2 separate regions of the Homo sapiens genome follow, and region 2 is linked to region 1. A link is a loop called in an ENCODE intact Hi-C map of the cell type or tissue named here. Cell type or tissue: spleen. All regions are shown on one strand. Links, peaks and the distances in the headings refer to the core of each region. The heading gives the core; the rest is flanking DNA.

Region 1 (8,325 bases), core at 112-8,111:
GGCACTAATGGCACTTTTCAGCCCTCGGGTTCCATCACGTGGTCTTCTTACATGGGCTGCTGGGTGGTCACGGGGCGGGGGGTCACATGACTCTGTAAAATGTGTCCTCATTCACGAGGGGCCCAAATGCTGGGGAGGGAGGGAGGCCTGGGGCAGCCCAGCCAGGCAGGGAAGCTCGGCGGCAGGAGCCGCAGCCCAGGGCAGAGGAAGGGTGGCTGTCCCCCCAACTCCCTTCCCAACCCCCCTGCAGACCTCTATGCTCTGCTTCTATGCCTGAGCTTTAGTGGGGGTGTTTTTTTAAATTGCAAAATGGACATTTTAAGGGCATCTCTCTCTGAGTGTCCGGCATATAGATGCGGCTCAATGGATGGCAGCCGGGATGAGGATGACGAAGCAGAGATGAAGGGGGCACATGTGTGTGCACCATACACACACACCCGAAGTGGTGCGGACTGGAGCCCTCCAGGCTGGCCTCGGGCTTGAAGGCAGAAAGACCATGGGGTTTCTTTAGTTTTCTGGGTCAGGATTCCCCATTTGTTGGGACCACATCAAGCATCAATCTGACAATAGCTGTTTCCTTAGTGCTTACTGTGTCCCGCCACTGTGATCAGCACATTTCACAGCCACAGAACCACCCTCTGGAGCTGTTCCTGGTTAGGGATGGCACGAACCATCTCTGTGTGGCCAGGCCTGCTGGGGCTGCCCTAGGCGGTGGCCATGCTGGGGCTGCGCTTGTGGCCTCCTGGCACTGTCGTCTGGCCTGGCATTCTCTTGGGGCCCAGGTGTTCCTGGGTAAAGCAGGGCCTGGGGTCAGGAGCTGGGCTTCCATCCGAGGTGGGTGCCAGATGCTCAGCTTGCAGCAAAACCACAGGACAGGCAGAAAGGGTCAGGCCAGAGCAGGCCAATTCTTAGAGGCCAGAGGGGCAGGCCCAGCCACTGAGGTGGCCTCAGTTGTCAGTCTTGGGGCCAAGGAGGGTGAGGAGAAGGGGATATGAGCGAATTGATCTTCCACCGTGTGACTGGCCTGGCGCTTACATATGCAATGGAGACAGCACTTTGTAGACAACTCCTGTTGCCTCAGTTTTCTTCCCTGCACTCCTGCCAATCAGGCCAAGTGATGACCCCCACCACCCCATGGGAAGGTAGGGCAGGTGTCATCCAGGACAGGAAGTCCATGGGGTAGGGAGGAAGGAGATGACCTGGGGAAAGGTCCCACTAGACTGTAATCTGCCCCTGGTCCTAGGTGGGAGGAGAGCCTCGGAGGGGCCACGCTGTTGGAGGATGAGCCAGGGCCCTGGGAAGTGACCCCCATTTGTCTTGGTTCAATAGTAGTTGTATGTGTTGGGGGGTATGAGCAAGAGAACAGGAATCCCACAGAAACCCCAGCTGGTGAGGGGCTGGTTCTGCATGGCATGAGAGAGGTTGAGCAGGTGAGCCCCAGGTAGAGCCCCAAGGCCCCCTGCTCTTCCTCAGCCTGGAAAGGAAAAATCCAGGGGATTCTGTGTGCTTGTGGAGGAACCACGGTCAAGAACTTTGGTGGGCAACTGCCTGCTTGGCGAAGTGAGCTGGGGCTGAGGGCTGCGGGGGACCATGCGGTCTGGGGTCAGATGGGAGCTGCAGCCAGACCTGAGGGGCTCAGAGCACCCCTGGGGCCCAGGCTGGGCCTCAGGAGCAGGCCCCTCGCCGAGCTTCAGGAGCTTCAGCAGGCAGGGCGGAGGCCCACCCGGCGAAACAAGGCAGCACGGCCAGGCCCTGAAGCAGAAGCCAGCTCCTGGATCCAGATGTGCCCGTGGCAGGGAAGGAAATGAGGGAGACCCTCTCAAGCACAGAGGGATCATCAGCCCCTCCAGGGCATGGAAACTTTGAACGACTCAATGCTTCCCCGAAAGAGCCTGAGTTCAACCAAAGACCGCTTTAATGGAAAGACTGAGTTCATTTTAATTGGCAATTAAAAAAAGTGATTAGTTGTAGTTAATAGGGAACAGTTATTTGCACATCTGAGTTTTTGCATGTGCACCCGATTCTGTTACACCTGCGCCTCATTTAACCCTTCCTATACCCTGCATCATGGTGTCAACCCCAGGAAACCAGGACTCAGAGAGGCTCATTGGCAAGCCCCAAGCCACACAGCAAGCAAGGCTGGGGTGGGAGCTCAGCCCCCAGAGTTTGCTTCAGAGGAGAGAGGGACAAGGAGTCTGCAGGACAGGGCCTGGCGCTGCCATCGACTTGCTGTGTGACTGTTCTCTGAGCCGACTTCCTCTGCTGACAAATGAGAGTGGGTCAGCATCCATGAGAAAGGGTTGAAGGAAATAGGGACATTTATTCCAGAATGTTGCTGCTTGATTGAGGGAACTGACTTCATCTGTAAAGCAAGGCGGTGGGCTCAGGGGAGGGAGTCCTAAATGGGGAAGAGGGGCCTTCCACAGGAACTTGGAGTCCTTCCAGGGACATTGTCCTGGTGTGGCCACCAGGTGGCAGCACAGCCCCCTTCAAATGACTGCTCGCGCGTGCTTATGATGGGGCGTGCATGGGTACAGGCAGCTGTGGGGAAAGAAGGGGGAAGGGCCCCATTCCCTACCTGCTCTTCTTGCCCTCCTGGGCCAGCTCTTCTTCCCCTTACGCCCCGGGCTGCTGTGGACAAATGTCTGATGGGCCCAGGGCGCCAGCCAGACTGAGGACCCGTGAGCAGCCTACCAGGGTAGGGGGCTCACCCTTGACCAGCAGAAACCTTCTTGTCCCCAGCCACAAACCTCAAGCATGCACTACCAGCAAGACCTTAAGGAGGCCTGAAGAGGAAAGTCGCTCTGCTTCCAAGCCAGGGCTTTGTGCAGGTTTCAGCTGGGCCTCGGGCTGCACCTCTAGCCCACCCACAGCTCCCTGTCACGTTGGGGATGAAGTGGGATCTCCTTAGCTTAGCACTGGAAGAAGACCCTTCAGGACCTGGCCCTCCCCATCTCCCCGGCGCTCGGGGCTCCTGGGGCTCTTCGCATGCCTCTCTCCTGCGGCTTTGCACCTGCCGCTCACCTGTCTTTACCGGCGCTTTCTGCACAAGCCCTGGCTCTGACTTCCCTGCAGCAGGGAGGCAGTGTGGGCTGTGTCAGCAGCAGCTTTTGCAGTGTTACCTTTATCCAGAGCTGCCCAGGCCTGGGGGGCTAGGCTGAGGGTGCCCTGCGGCTTTGGAGAGGGAGAGGCTGGGTCTTCACGCGCTACAGTCCAAAAAAGACTCTTTTCCTCTGGGCTCTTACAGGCCCTAAGCCAGTTTATGCCAGGGCTGTAACAAGATGACTCTTAAGGGTAGAAATATGTACAAATAGTAGCCAAATTGCCTGTTCAGGAATCGTCTCTGCCCAGTTGGCAATTTGGATAAAATTACAAAAAAAAAAAAAAAGTCCTTGATTAGATTTGGCAAGGCTGGCTTGTACTCACAGGTCGGGGCCTAAAGGAACCCAGCAATAATCAGTCTCCTTAAAATTTAGAAAGAAGCAGGGCTGAGGAGATGCAAACAGGCTGTGGGCAGAAATCTTGTATTCTCACCCTGGTTTTCTGCTACTCCTGGTAGTTTTGGCTCCTTGGAGAATGATCAGGCAGTGGTGTGGGGCTGCAATTCACACAAATGGCCACTGGATGATGCCAGAGGACCGGCTCTGGATGCTTAAGTCCTCACTGCCTCCCTGGAGGGACCTCTCTTGGGGCCTGCAGTCACCACCCAGACCAGACCTGCCCCATGTTCTGGTCCCATAAGGATGTTCCTAATGATCAGCATCTCTTTCTGACCCCAGGCACGTTCTGGAAGCTCCTGTGGGCAGGCCCTGGGGGCCTCAACCACTTGGTTGGCCGGGGGGCAAGATGAATCACCAGAGCTGTGACTTCACCTAAAAGAGCAAAGTGCTGTGGGCATTTGAGGCCTCAGAGACAGACTGGGGGGTGGCTGGGGTTTTGCGCAGGCCTGGCTAGGAGGAAGGCAGGTGCCCAAAGACATCCATGGGTCCCTGTTCTCATGGTAGGTTCCATTTGCTGCAGGCCCCTCCCATGGTCCCAGCACTGAGCGCCCACACACGCCAGAGGTTGCAAGCTGGCAGCCCTCAGAAGCACTTTGGCGGCTCACTGTATTTTTTCAGGGTACTTTTATATCCTCCACCGCAAGTCCTCAGAAGGTGGGCACAGACGGCTGGGCTGGTTGGGCAGTAACCTGACTAAGCATCCTGCCCCAGGATTCAGTCCCCCCGCCCTCAGACCCAGCCCTGGTCCCAGGTTTGTCACCTCCTGGCCCCCTATGGCATTTGAGACCCTGACCTCTGCCTAAACAAAGCAGACGATGGTTTTCCCTGACATTCCCACACCTCACCTTGGTCTGTCTTTCCCGCCTGCCCCCACCTCCAGCCTGAATCTCTTCCTTCCCTCACCACTTATTTCAAGCCTGTTCTTCCTTGAAGGCCCTGCCCGCCTGTCCCTTCCGCCAAAAGGTCCCCGACGACTCCAGCCCCCCGGGTAGTCTATCTCTTCTGTCCCCTACAGGACTCACTGCCTAGACTGCTAACTGCAAACAGACACCAGGGAAGGAGTTGACTTTCTACGGCGGTGGCAAGGGAGAAATGGGGAGAGGATCCTACATATATTGAGCAGATGCCAGACACTTCATCACGTCATGAATCCTGGTGAGGATGAAATAAGGTCCACATAGACGTTTTCTTTGTTTTTGAGATGGAGTCTCACTCTATCGCCCAGGCTGGAGTGCAATGGTGCCATCTCTGCTCACCACAACCTCAGCCCCTCCCAAGTTCAAGCGATTCTCCTGCCTCAGCCTCCCAAGTAGCTGGGACTACAGGTGTGAGCCACCACGCCTGGCTAATTTTTGTATTTTTAATAGAGACAGGGTTTCACCATGTTGGCCAGGCTGTTCTTGAACTCCTGACCTCAGGTGATCCACCTGACTCGGCCTCCCAAAGTGCTGGGATTACAGGCATGAGCCACAGCGCCCAGCCCACATAGACTCTTTCTTTCTTTCTTTCTTTCTTTTCTGAGACAGTCTCGCTCTGTCGCAAAGGCTGGAGTGCAGTGGCACGATCTTGGCTCACTGCAAGCTCCGCCTCCCAGGTTCACACCATTCTCCTGCCTCAGCCTCCTGAGTAGCTGGGACTACAGGTGCCCGCCACCAGGCCCGGCTAATTTTTTGTATTTTCAGTAGAGACGAGGTTTCACTGTGTTAGCCAGGCTTGTCTCGAACTCCTGACCTCAGGTGATCCACCCGCCTTGGCCTTCCAAAGTGCTGGGATTAGAGGTGTGAGCCACCGTGCCTGGCCTAGACTCTTTCAATTCTGTGAAAAGTCATGCTGAGAAGGTGCAGTCCAGGCTCAGCTTGACTCCAGGGCTGATGCCCAGCACCTCAGGCTGCAGAGATTAAGATGCCCAGAGGCATGCAAGAAATAGAAAGGGATGGGGTAGCAGGTGACTCACACTGAAGCCTCCCCCATCATCCCAAATCCTCTAAGGGGACAAAAAATATGTTTTTAAAATTCACAACCACATTGAAAACAAGACTGGTGCGCTTGGTTGACCAGACACTATGCTGAAGGCCTTAAAGGCAGAAGAGGCTGGGGCCAATGGTGGGAGGGGGCTGGCTGCTGCGAAAAGTTGGGGCCACTGTAGGCCCCTGGGCCCTGATGGGATGATTGTTCAAGGTACTCAGTAGGAGCCACAGGTGAATTCAACCCTCTTCCTGACCACCACCACCACACACACACACACACACACACACACACACCCAGACCAAGCAGATAACACAGGTATCTGTGTTTTGAGGGAGTGGTCATCAGAAGTAATGTGAGTGCAAGGCTTGAAGGGGCAGGCACTGTCCTGGAAGGCTGGTGTGTTTAGGGAGAATGGAGGCCCCCATGCACAGAACATTAGGTAGTGGCTGGTGGTGCATTCTGCTACCCCACGAGTGGGGCAGGCTGTGGGAGAGAGCTGTGATGCTTGCAGATTGGCTAACCATGAACTTCAGACACAGAGATGAGCCTGTGAATGACAGGCAGCAAACTCCTCAATGAGAGAATTGACACCCAAGGAAAGGGAGTTAAGGCACCAGGATGAGGACTTAGAAAGGTGTACTCAGTATCCCTGGAGAGATGGGATAGGCTATTGGATCCCCAAAAAAATCAACTAGAGAATCTAGAAAGTTAAAATCTGGTCATTGAAAAAACTCCATAAATGGGATGAATAGCAGAATGGACACAGCTGACGAGCAAAGAAATGAGTAAGAGGATTGAGTTAAGGACTTCTAGAAGGCAGCATGAAAGGACAAAGAGATGGAAAGCACAGAATAAAAGTTAGGATACATGGAGGACAGAGTCAAAGTTTCATTTTCTGGTCCCAGAAGACATAACCAAAAGAATGCAGGGGAAGAAATTTTCCAGAGCTGAGACTGGCAATGTCCCAGAACTCTGCCAGTGCCTATCAGGATAAATGAAGAGGGAGCCTTTGCTGGACAGACATGTTGAAATTTCAGAACACTGGGGATAAAAAAGACTCTAAATATTTCAGACTGAAAACAGACGACTTGCAAAATAATGGAATACAGGAAGCCAGAAAAAAAGAAGAAATTATCTTTAAAACCTGAAGGAAAATAATGTCTAAGACGTTTAGCATTGATAAAATTCCTTTTTGAAAGAATTGTTAAATGATATGCCCTAGCAAGAAGAAAAAGTAATCCAAGAAACAGAGGCTGAGTGCAGTAGCTCACACCTGTAATCCCAGCACGTTGAGAGGCCAAGGCAGGAGGATTGCTTGAGGCCAGGAGTTTGAAACTAGCCTGGGAAACATAGTGAAACCCCATGTCTACAAAAAGTAGCAAAATTGGCTGGGCGTGGTGGTGCTTGCATGTAGTCCCAGCAACTTGGGAGGTTTAGGTGGGAGGATCACTTGAGCCTAGGAGTTTGAGCTTGCAGTGAGCTGTGATTGCTCCACTGCACTCCAGCCTGGGTGACAGAGGAAGACCCTGTCTTAAAAAAGAAGTGGAATACAAGAAACAATGATGAGCAAAGAAACCAACAAAACTTATTAAATCTAAGTAAGTGTTGATTGCTTGAAAATTAATAACAATCTGCAACTAAAATATTAGATATTATCAATTTAAGTGTTGAGGAGTTTGTGGAGCAGTAGAGAGTAAATGTGTGCTGAAGCTCTTGTCTTGATAGAGAGTGGATATAGATTCTAATTAACTGTAGATATTCGTAGAATAAGGTTAAGTATGTATGTGAAAATGTAAAGGGAAATCTCCAGAAAAGTAGAAGTAGTATGTATAACTTATAAACTATTAGAGGGAAAAACTGAAATGGGAAAAATGAAGTCAATCCAACAAATATCAGGAAAGAGATGAAAAACAAACCATGGGAGATAGAAAATAAAAACTTATATAAAAGGAATAAGATCAAACATTTCAATAATCACATACAATAAATGTGAATGGGTTAAATTCACCTATTCAGGAGTCTCCCTAGACCAAAAAAAAAAAAAAAAAAAAAAAAAGAAAAGAAATCCTGCCTTCAAAAAACACATATAAATCCTAATGACCCAGGAAGGTTCTAAATAGGAGAGTAGAAAAAGATATAATTTATAAAGTCCTAACAAAAAGCTATTGGTAAGCATACATCAGTATCAGACAAAACAGAGCTCAAGGCAAAAACTTGATTAAAAAAGGAAATCTGAATTCATGTTGCTAAGAGACAATCTACCAGCAAAATAAAAATGATGAAATCTTATGCTCTTAACATAGTTTCAAAATATTTAACACAAAAACTGATAGAACTATAAAGAGAAATGGACAATTTTACAATTAGAGCGAGAGACCTTAATATATTTTTCTCAGAAATTGACAGATGTAATACAATTTCTTTTTCAAACTGTTCAAATCTATATAGGTCCTATAGGTTTTTTGTCTAGGGAGACTCCTGAATAGGTGAATTTAACCCATTCACATTTATTACATGTGATTATTGAAATGTTTGAACTTATTCCTTTTATATAAGTTTTTGTTTTCTATCTCCCATGTTTTGTTTTTCTTCCCTTTCCTGATATTTGTTGGGTTGATTTCATTTTTCCCATTTCAGTTTTCCCTCTAATAGTTTACAAGTTATACGTTCTATTTTCATTTTTCTGGAGATTTCTCTTAACATTTTCTTTCTTTCTTTCTATTCTTTTCTTTTCTTTTTTGCTTTTTTTTTTTTTTGAGATGGAGTTTTGCTCTTGTCTCCCAGGCTGGGGTACAGTGGCGCAGTCTTGGCTCACTGCAACCTCTGCCTCCCGGGTTCAAGTGATTCTCCTGCCTCA
Region 2 (8,325 bases), core at 119-8,118, 83 kb after region 1:
TCATGAGCACACTGTCTGAAGATGAGAGAGACCAGGCTGTTTATTGCTTTTGGGAGGCATCAGAGTCCAATCGGCATGTGAGTCACTTTTCAGAGGCTGGATCAACGGGCAGCCCCCTGGCTGCAGGAGCTGAGCCTGCCTCACCTCCCAAGAGTGCTGTTGGGCTGTGAGCTGGCGGTTAAGTTACTGCCTTGACCTCCAAAGTCCCAGCTGCTTAAGAAGCCTTCATCACATCAAATAGTGCTGCATCCCCTCAAGGTGGTAAATGAGGTGGCTGGTGGGGTGGCCAGGCTCAGCATTTGTGTCGCAGCTGCAAATGACGCTGGCCAGGGGACAATGAATGAGGTGACGATACAGATGGAGGGATGAAGGGGTCCATCTGGCTGTGGTCCCCCTCCTACCCCCACTCCCCTTCATTCTTAAGAATCAGGAAGTGGGCAACAGTGGGTGATTCATTTTGGTGAGTGGAGTATCAGCTGGTGGCCACATTATAGTTGGCTAAAATTCAGGATATTAAAACAATAAAATACAATAAACACGCCGGTGCGGTGGCTCATGCCTGTAATCCCAGCACTTTGGGAGGCCAAGGAGGGTGGATCACTTGGTCAGGAGGTCCAGACCAGCCTGGCCAATGTGGTGAAACCATGTCTCAACTAAAAATAAAAAAATTAGCTGGGCACGGTAGCAGCCCCCTGTAATCCCAGCTACTCGGGAGGCTGAGGCAGGAGAATCACTTGAACCCGGAGCGGGTGGAGGTTGCAGTGAGCTGAGATCGTGCCATTGTACTCCAGCCTGGGCAACAGAGTGAGACTCGGCCTCAGAAACAAAAATAAAAAACAATAAACACTAAAACGAAATGGGATGCAGCCGGGGCTGCTTGTGGGGTGCTGGTTACTGGAGTTTTTTGTTGTTGTTGTTGTTGAGACAGAGTCTCCCTCCGTCGCCCAAGCTGGAGTGCAATGGCACAATCCCGGCTCACTGCAACCTCTGCCTCCCGGGTTCAAGTGATTCTCCTGCCTCAGCATCACAAGTAGCTGGGATTACAGACACCCGCCACCGTGCCCAGTTAAGTTTTTTGTATTTTTAATAGAGACGGGGGTTTCACCAGGTTACCCAGGCTGGTCTCAAATTCCTGACCTCAGGTGATCCACCCGCCTCAGCCTCCCAAAGTGCTGGGCCTGAGCCACCATGCCCAGCCCGGTTACTGGAGTTTTGATGGCTGGAGTCTGGGAGAGTGGGAGTGAGCAGGGAGAGTGGTCTTCTTTCCTTCAGCATCACTGGACAGCTGGTGTGACTGTGTCTCACTTGAGTCCCAGAACAGTGAGCACTGGAGTCCTGGTTTCTGTCTGGCTCATTTTACGAACTGCTTTGTGTATGGGCCCATTTCACCCTCTGCCCTTGGCTAAGTCCAGCAAAACACTTTACCTGGCTGTAGAGGACCCCACTTTAGGACAGCTCAGCCACTCTCCTTCAGTGCCGACCCTTCCCTCTGTGGCCCAGTGATACCCGCCTGCCACACAGGTAAGCTAAGAGTGGTTTCTATAGACCTGACAGGACTGGGGCTTGTCAATGGAGCACTGTAGCCCAGGGTCATTCAGGGCTGCCTGCGACCCTGCCCACGGAGAAAGTTCTGGTACCATTAGGCAAGCAGCAGTGTCCTCTTGGGGCTTGGCATAAGTTCCCTCAAGGGTCTCTCTCAGGCCCCCAATTTTATCGCCCATCACTTCTCTCTGCCCTCTCATTGGGCTGGCATAGTCAGGTGGTCTGGGGAGGGTGGTCTCACTTAGGAATCGCCCTCTCCTCCCCCTAAAAGGCCAAGAGGCAATCAACTTGAGGCCCAGAGGGAAGGAAGCCCAGGCCAGTGGGAAAGAAAGGAACTCCTTTTTTTTTTTGGAAACAGAGTTTCACTTTTGTTGCCCAGGTCGGAGTGCAGTGGTGCAATCTCAGCTCACTAAAGCCTCCGTCTCCCAGGTTTAAGTGATTCTCCTGCCTCAATCTGGCTAAGTTTTTTCTATTTAGTAGAGATGGGGTTTCACCATGAAGATCAGGCTGCTCGTGAACTCCTGACCTCAGGTGATCCACCCACCTTGGCCTCCTAAAAAATGCTGGGATTACAGGCATGAGCCACCACGCCCGGCCAAGAACTCCTTGTTGAGTCGCTTCTGATGTCTGGGCTCCATCCTTGTGGGAGACTCCCAGCTAAGCCCAGGGCTTATAGGGCCCTGCTGTTTTGTTCCAGCTGCAGATGGCAGCAGGGCTAGCTTTCTCGTGCCTTTAGAGTCCCACACATCTAGGGTTTGTCTGTCTATATTGTGGACTCCGTGGGGGCTCCGGGTCTCATCAGGCAACATGGCCGACGTGCAATACATATGTGTTGAATTGACATTAAATTCAGCCAGGTATAATGCCCAGAAAGACAAATACTGCATGTTCTCACTCCTATGTGGGGGCTCAGAAGGTGGATCTCACAGAGGAAGTGAATGGAGTGCCGGCTACCAGAGGCTGGGAAGGGCAGGAGGGAGAGGGGATGGAGAGGTTGGTTCATGGGTACAAGCATACAGTTAGATAGGAATAAGCTCTAGTGTTTGACAGCACAGTAGGTGACTATAGTTATCAATAATGCATTGTATATTTCACAATACCTAGAACAGAAGATTTGGAATGTCCTCAACACAAAGGAATGATATGTGTTTGAGGTAATGGAAATCCTAATTACCCTGACATGATCATTACACATTGTACGCATGTATCAAAATATCACGTGGACCCCATAATATGATTATGTATCAATCAAAATTGTTAGCCAGGTATAGTATGGCAGTTCCTTAAAAACTTAAACATAGGCTGGGCGTTGTGGCTCACGCCTGTAATCCCAGCACTTTGGGAGGCCGAGGTGGGCGGATCACCTGAGGCCCGGAGTTCGAAACCAGCCTGACCAACATGGAGAAACCCCGTCTGTATAAAAATACAAAATTAGCCAGGCGTGGTGGTGCATGCCTGTAATCCCAGCTACTCCAGAGGCTGAGGCAGGAGAATGGCTTGAACCTGCGAGGCGGAGGTTGCTGTGAGCCAAGATTGTGCAATTGCACTCCAGCCTGGGCAACAAGAGCAAAACTCCATCTCAAAAAAAAAAAAAAAAATTAAACATAGAATCACAACATGACCCACAATTCCACTTCTGGGTATATGCCCAAAAGAATTGAAAGCAGGGACTTGAACAGACATTTGTTTATAGTTGTATTATTCAAAATAGCAAAAAGATGGGACAAGCCAAATGTTCATTAACAGATAAATATGTAAACAAGATGCAGTATATCCATACAGAAACCAGGAATAAAATTCTAAGCCCCCCTAACCAACTGAATGGACCTCCTCTTGGCCAAGGGCATTCCAAAGTTAATCTGAGGCCAGGCACGGTGGCTCATGCCTGTAATCCAAGCACTTTGGGAGGCCAAGGCGGGTGGATCACCTGAGGTCAGGAGTTTGAGGCCAGCCTGGCCAACGTGATAAAACCCCGTCTCTACTAAAAATACAAAAATTAGCCGGGCGTGGTGGCAGGCACCTGTAATCCCAGCTACTTGAGAGGCTGAGGCAGGAGAATCACTTGAACCTGGGAGGCAGAGGTTGCAGTGAGCCGAGATTGTGCCACTGCACTCCAGCCTGGGCAACAGAGAGAGACTCTGTCTCAAAAAAAAACAAAAATGAAAACAAAGTTTTTGTTTGGCGGTCCAGCCATGATGGGAATAAGGGGTCAGGCATGCCTCCTTATACCCTCCCTACTTTGAAATTCAGGCATAACTGACCAATATTAACATTAAAACAGAGACCTTAAGAGAATTTATTCTTTCTGAAGCCTGCTACCTCACCTGCATAATAAAATTCTTGGTCTCCACAACCCCTAATTTTAACCCATACACTCCCTTCTATTGATTCCAGGTCTTTAGATAAACTCTTTCAACCAACCGCCAATCAGAAAATCTTTGAATCCACCTATGACCTGGAAGCCTCCTGAGGCTGTGTCACGGGCATGTCCTTAACCTTGGCAAAATGGACTTTGAAATTGATTGAGACTTGTCTCAGATACTTTGGGTTTACACATACAATGGAATATCATTCAACTTTAAAAAGGAAGAAATTTTTAAAGGAAGAAAAAAGAAAAAGGAAGAAAATTTTGACACATGCTACAACATGGCTGAACCTTAAGGACTTCATGCTAAGTGAAATAAGCCAGTCACAAAAGAACAAATAGTAAATGTGTAATTCCACTTATATGAGGTACCTAAAGTAGTCAGATTCATAGAGACAGAGAGTAAAACAGTAACTGTCAGGGGCTGGGGGAGGACGGGATAGGGAGTTACTGTTTAATGGGTATAGAGTTTCCGTTTGGGAAGATGAAAAACATTCTGGAGATGAATGGTGGTGATGGTCCCACAACAGTGTTAATGCACGTAATGGCACTGAACTGTACACATAAAAGGGATTAAGATGGTAAATGTGTTATACATTTTTCACCACAATTGAAAGCATATATTATTTTTAATTAATTTTAGCCTGGTAATCTCTCAGTGTCACCTTGTTTTGGTGCTGCTCTATGTAGATTGTTCAACATAGTACAAAACACGACTGGAAAAGATCAATCTTGCTGACATTTACTCGGGCTTAAGATATGGCTCAAGGGCCTTGCTCTTTTGGTCTTGTGCAAACCGCCCACAGTCCACCTGCTGGCTGGATGCCCTCATTGCAGGCAAAGCACCAGGATTTCTTATAATACCACCCATAGACCCAAGTAGGATCCTGGTGGCCTCGTGGTAAGCTGTGACAGGAATGCACAAGGATCTCCTGGCTTGTTGGCTGGCATCGCTGGCCCAGTGATGTGAGGTGAAGGGATTCTTTGCTCTGACTCAGCTCAATCCCCCTGTACAAAGGGACTAGGTGGGCTTGCTGTGCTTTTGGAAGGACCAGAAAAATCTGCTTCCTTCACTCACTGGGAGCCATGTATTCTCTTTGACTTTTGTTTGCAGGAGCAAAACAAACAGATGCTTGGGGAAAACCAACCAAAAAGGGGGGAAGGGGAGGCTGGTGCTGGCTGGCAACCTTGACTCAGCGCTCGGCAGGAGGTCCATTCGGAACAGAAACCCTCACCCTGCACTTTCCTCACCCAGCCCTGAAATCACAAACAACCCCTTGGCCAGGGTCCTAATGAGCCTCTGACAAACACAGCCCGCCCTCCTGACACAGAAAAGACAATTAGACATGCACAAGTGGCCTGTGAAATGCCAGGCTGGGCACTTGAGCTCTCCATGAATGGCACCCCCTGTACCCTGGGCCTTCTCGGAAAAACATTGCTTGGGTTCCTTACGGGTGGTAATGGCTAATAATGCAGAGAGAACACCGTGTTTTGGTTTCAGGCCTTTGGCCAGGGCGGTGAGAGAGGGGTGTGTGTGTGTGTGTTTAGTGATGGTAGTGGGGTGATATTTATTTTCATTTCTCCATCATAAAGGAATTGAAGTCCTATAGCATGTCAGCAATGTCAATGTTTCAGGGTGAAATAAACAAGTAAAAGGTGTTAGCGTTCAGATGAGCTCTAGCAGCCTGTGACGTTAGGAAAATCGCCAACTCCTGGGGCCTCAGTCTTCTCATCTGTAAAATGAGGATAATAATAGAAACCACCTTCCACTCATGGTGATTGAGTGAGCCATCGCAGGTAAAGCACTCAGCCCCAGGCCTGGAACATAGGACTCATTGAACATTGGCTATTAACTTAAAAGCAAGCGTTATGCGTTTTAGTCTATTTAAGGAGCCACTTTTGAATATCTGCTTGTGAACTCCTATATGAAGTTGGCTGTGAAAACACAGAAAACACAGTCTTTATGCTCACAGAGCTTGAGGACAACCAGGGTGACAAGAAAACCATCCGGGCAGGGCCAGCTCAATGCTGGCGCGTTGGCACCAACCAGGAGACAGCTGTGGCTTGCTTTAGGTCTGTTTGTTTCTTCTAATTTGTGTTATCTTTTTTCCTTTGGTGGTGGAGGAAGGGCGGTTTCTGTAGGCCGCAGACAGCAGGGTATGGATCATTGGTCTGGTCAGGCTTTAATCAAGTGAAAATCTGCTCTTCATTTGTTTGTTACTGCTACAAAGCACATGATTTTCTTTTTTTTTTTTTTTTTTTTCCACATCTGTTTTTTTTGTTTTTGTTTTTGTTTTTTTTTAATTTATTTATTTTTTATTGATAATTCTTGGGTGTTTCTCACAGAGGGGGATTTGGCAGGGTCATAGGACAATAGTGGAGGGAAGGTCAGCAGATAAACAAGTGAACAAAGGTCTCTGGTTTTCCTAGGCAGAGGACCCTGCGGCCTTCAGCAGTGTTTGTGTCCCTGGGTACTTGAGATTAGGGAGTGGTGACGACTCTTAACGAGCATGCTGCCTTCAAGCATCTGTTTAACAAAGCACATCTTGCACCGCCCTTAATCCATTTAACCCTGAGTGGACACAGCACATGTTTCAGAGAGCACAGGGTTGGGGGTAAGGTCACAGATCAACAGGATCCCAAGGCAGAAGTTTTCTTAGTACAGAACAAAATGAAAAGTCTCCCATGTCTACTTCTTTCTACACAGACACGGCAACCATCCGATTTCTCAATCTTTTCCCCACCTTTCCCGCCTTTCTATTCCACAAAGCCGCCATTGTCATCCTGGCCCGTTCTCAATGAGCTGTTGGGCACACCTCCCAGACGGGGTGGTGGCCGGGCAGAGGGGCTCCTCACTTCCCAGTAGGGGCGGCCGGGCAGAGGCGCCCCTCACCTCCCGGACGGGGCGGCTGGCCGGGCGGGGGGCTGACCCCCCCACCTCCCTCCCGGACGGGGCGGCTGGCCTGGCAGAGGGGCTCCTCACTTCCCAGTAGGGGCGGCCAGGCAGAGGCGCCCCTCACCTCCCAGACGGGGCGGCTGGCCGGGCGGGAGGCTGACGCCCCGACCTCCCTCCCAGACGGGGCGGCTGGCCTGGCGGGGGGCTGAACCCACCTCCCTCCCTGACGGGGCGGCTGGCCGGGCGGGGGGCTGACCCCCCCACCTCCCTCCCGGACGGGGCGGCTGGCCGGGCGGGGGGCTGACCCCCCCACCTCCCTCCCGGACGGGGCGGCTGGCCGGGTGGGGGGCTGACCCCCCCCACCTCCCTCCCGGTACCGGGACGGCTGGCCTGGGCGGGGGGCTGACCCCCCCCACCTCCCTCCCGGACCGGGCGGCTGGCCGGGCGGGGGGCTGACCCCCCCCACCTCCCTCCCGGACGGGGCGGCTGGCCGGGCGGGGGGCTGACCCCCCCACCTTCCCTCCCGGACGGGGCGGCTGGCCGGGCAGAGGGGCTCCTCACTTCCCAGTAGGGGCGGCCAGGCAGAGGCACCCCTCACCTCCCGGACGGGGCGGCTGGCCGGGCGGGAGGCTGACGCCCCGACCTCCCTCCCGGACGGGGCGGCTGGCCTGGCGGGGGGCTGACCTCCCCACCTCCCTCCCGGACGGGGCCGCTGGCCGGGCGGGGGGCTGACCCCCCCCACCTCCCTCCCGGACGGGGCGGCTGGCCGGGCGGGGGGCTGACCCCCCCCACCTCCCTCCCGGACGGGGCGGCTGGCCGGGTGGGGGGCTGACCCCCCCCACCTCCCTCCCGGACGGGGCCGCTGGCCGGGCAGAGGGGCTCCTCACTTCCCAGTAGGGGTGGCCAGGCAGAGGCGCCCCTCACCTCCCGGACGGGGCGGCTGGCCGGGCTGGAGGCTGACGCCCCGACCTCCCTCCCGGACGGGGCGGCTGGCCTGGCGGGGGGCTGACCCCCCCACCTCCCTCCCTGACGGGGCGGCTGGCTGGGCGCAAAGCACATGATTTTCAAGGGATAAGTTGTTAGGATGTTTTTAATTGTGATGATGAAATTCCAGCTCAAGTTAACTTAAGCAAAAGTAAACAAGCAAAATTCCAAAAAGGGAGTTTACTTTCTTACATAATTTCAGAGAACAAAGATGGGTGTCTTGCTAGCTTCAGTCATAGCTGGACCCAGGTGCTCAAATCTCTCTCTTTCTCTCTCTTCTTTCTTCATTGTCTGATAGCTTCAGGCATACACAGTAAACCCTCAGCTCATGATTTCAGAGTAAGAGAGAGCCTCCTCTTGGACCAACAACTCTAGACTGGGAAATGGGGCACCACAGTTGGCCAGACATGGGTTGCATTCCCCCAAAGCCAGGGGATAGGTTGACCAGCAGCTTCACAGGACCCACATGGGGCAGATGGGATGCAAGGCTGACAAACTATCAGTGAGACTCTGTGGATAGAAAGCATGAGTAGGCGCC

Evidence for each region. Peaks named below come from ENCODE experiments on the same cell type or tissue, not always from the same donor. Only the 100,000 strongest peaks of a DNase experiment are listed, where the experiment ranks them.
Region 2: it touches region 1 in a loop (5-fold over the local background); 34 of 110 quality-filtered maps call a loop at or near these places.

Annotation. Positions count from the first base shown.
Region 1 is chr17:17,352,621-17,360,945 of GRCh38, forward strand. No RefSeq gene overlaps it. Among named protein-coding and RNA genes, the nearest start is that of NT5M, 53 kb to the left of the region's middle. RefSeq lists enhancers at 2,316-2,816, 2,817-3,317. In spleen, for the core only: CTCF peaks have their summits at 2,433 (motif pointing right), 2,648 and 3,596; DNase peaks (open chromatin) are centred at 741, 2,471, 3,641 and 4,211; H3K27ac peaks cover 453 bases.
Region 2 is chr17:17,435,457-17,443,781 of GRCh38, forward strand. No RefSeq gene overlaps it. Among named protein-coding and RNA genes, the nearest start is that of MED9, 37 kb to the right of the region's middle. RefSeq lists an enhancer at 6,307-7,152. In spleen, for the core only: a CTCF peak has its summit at 4,732; a DNase peak (open chromatin) is centred at 4,721; H3K27ac peaks cover 1,712 bases.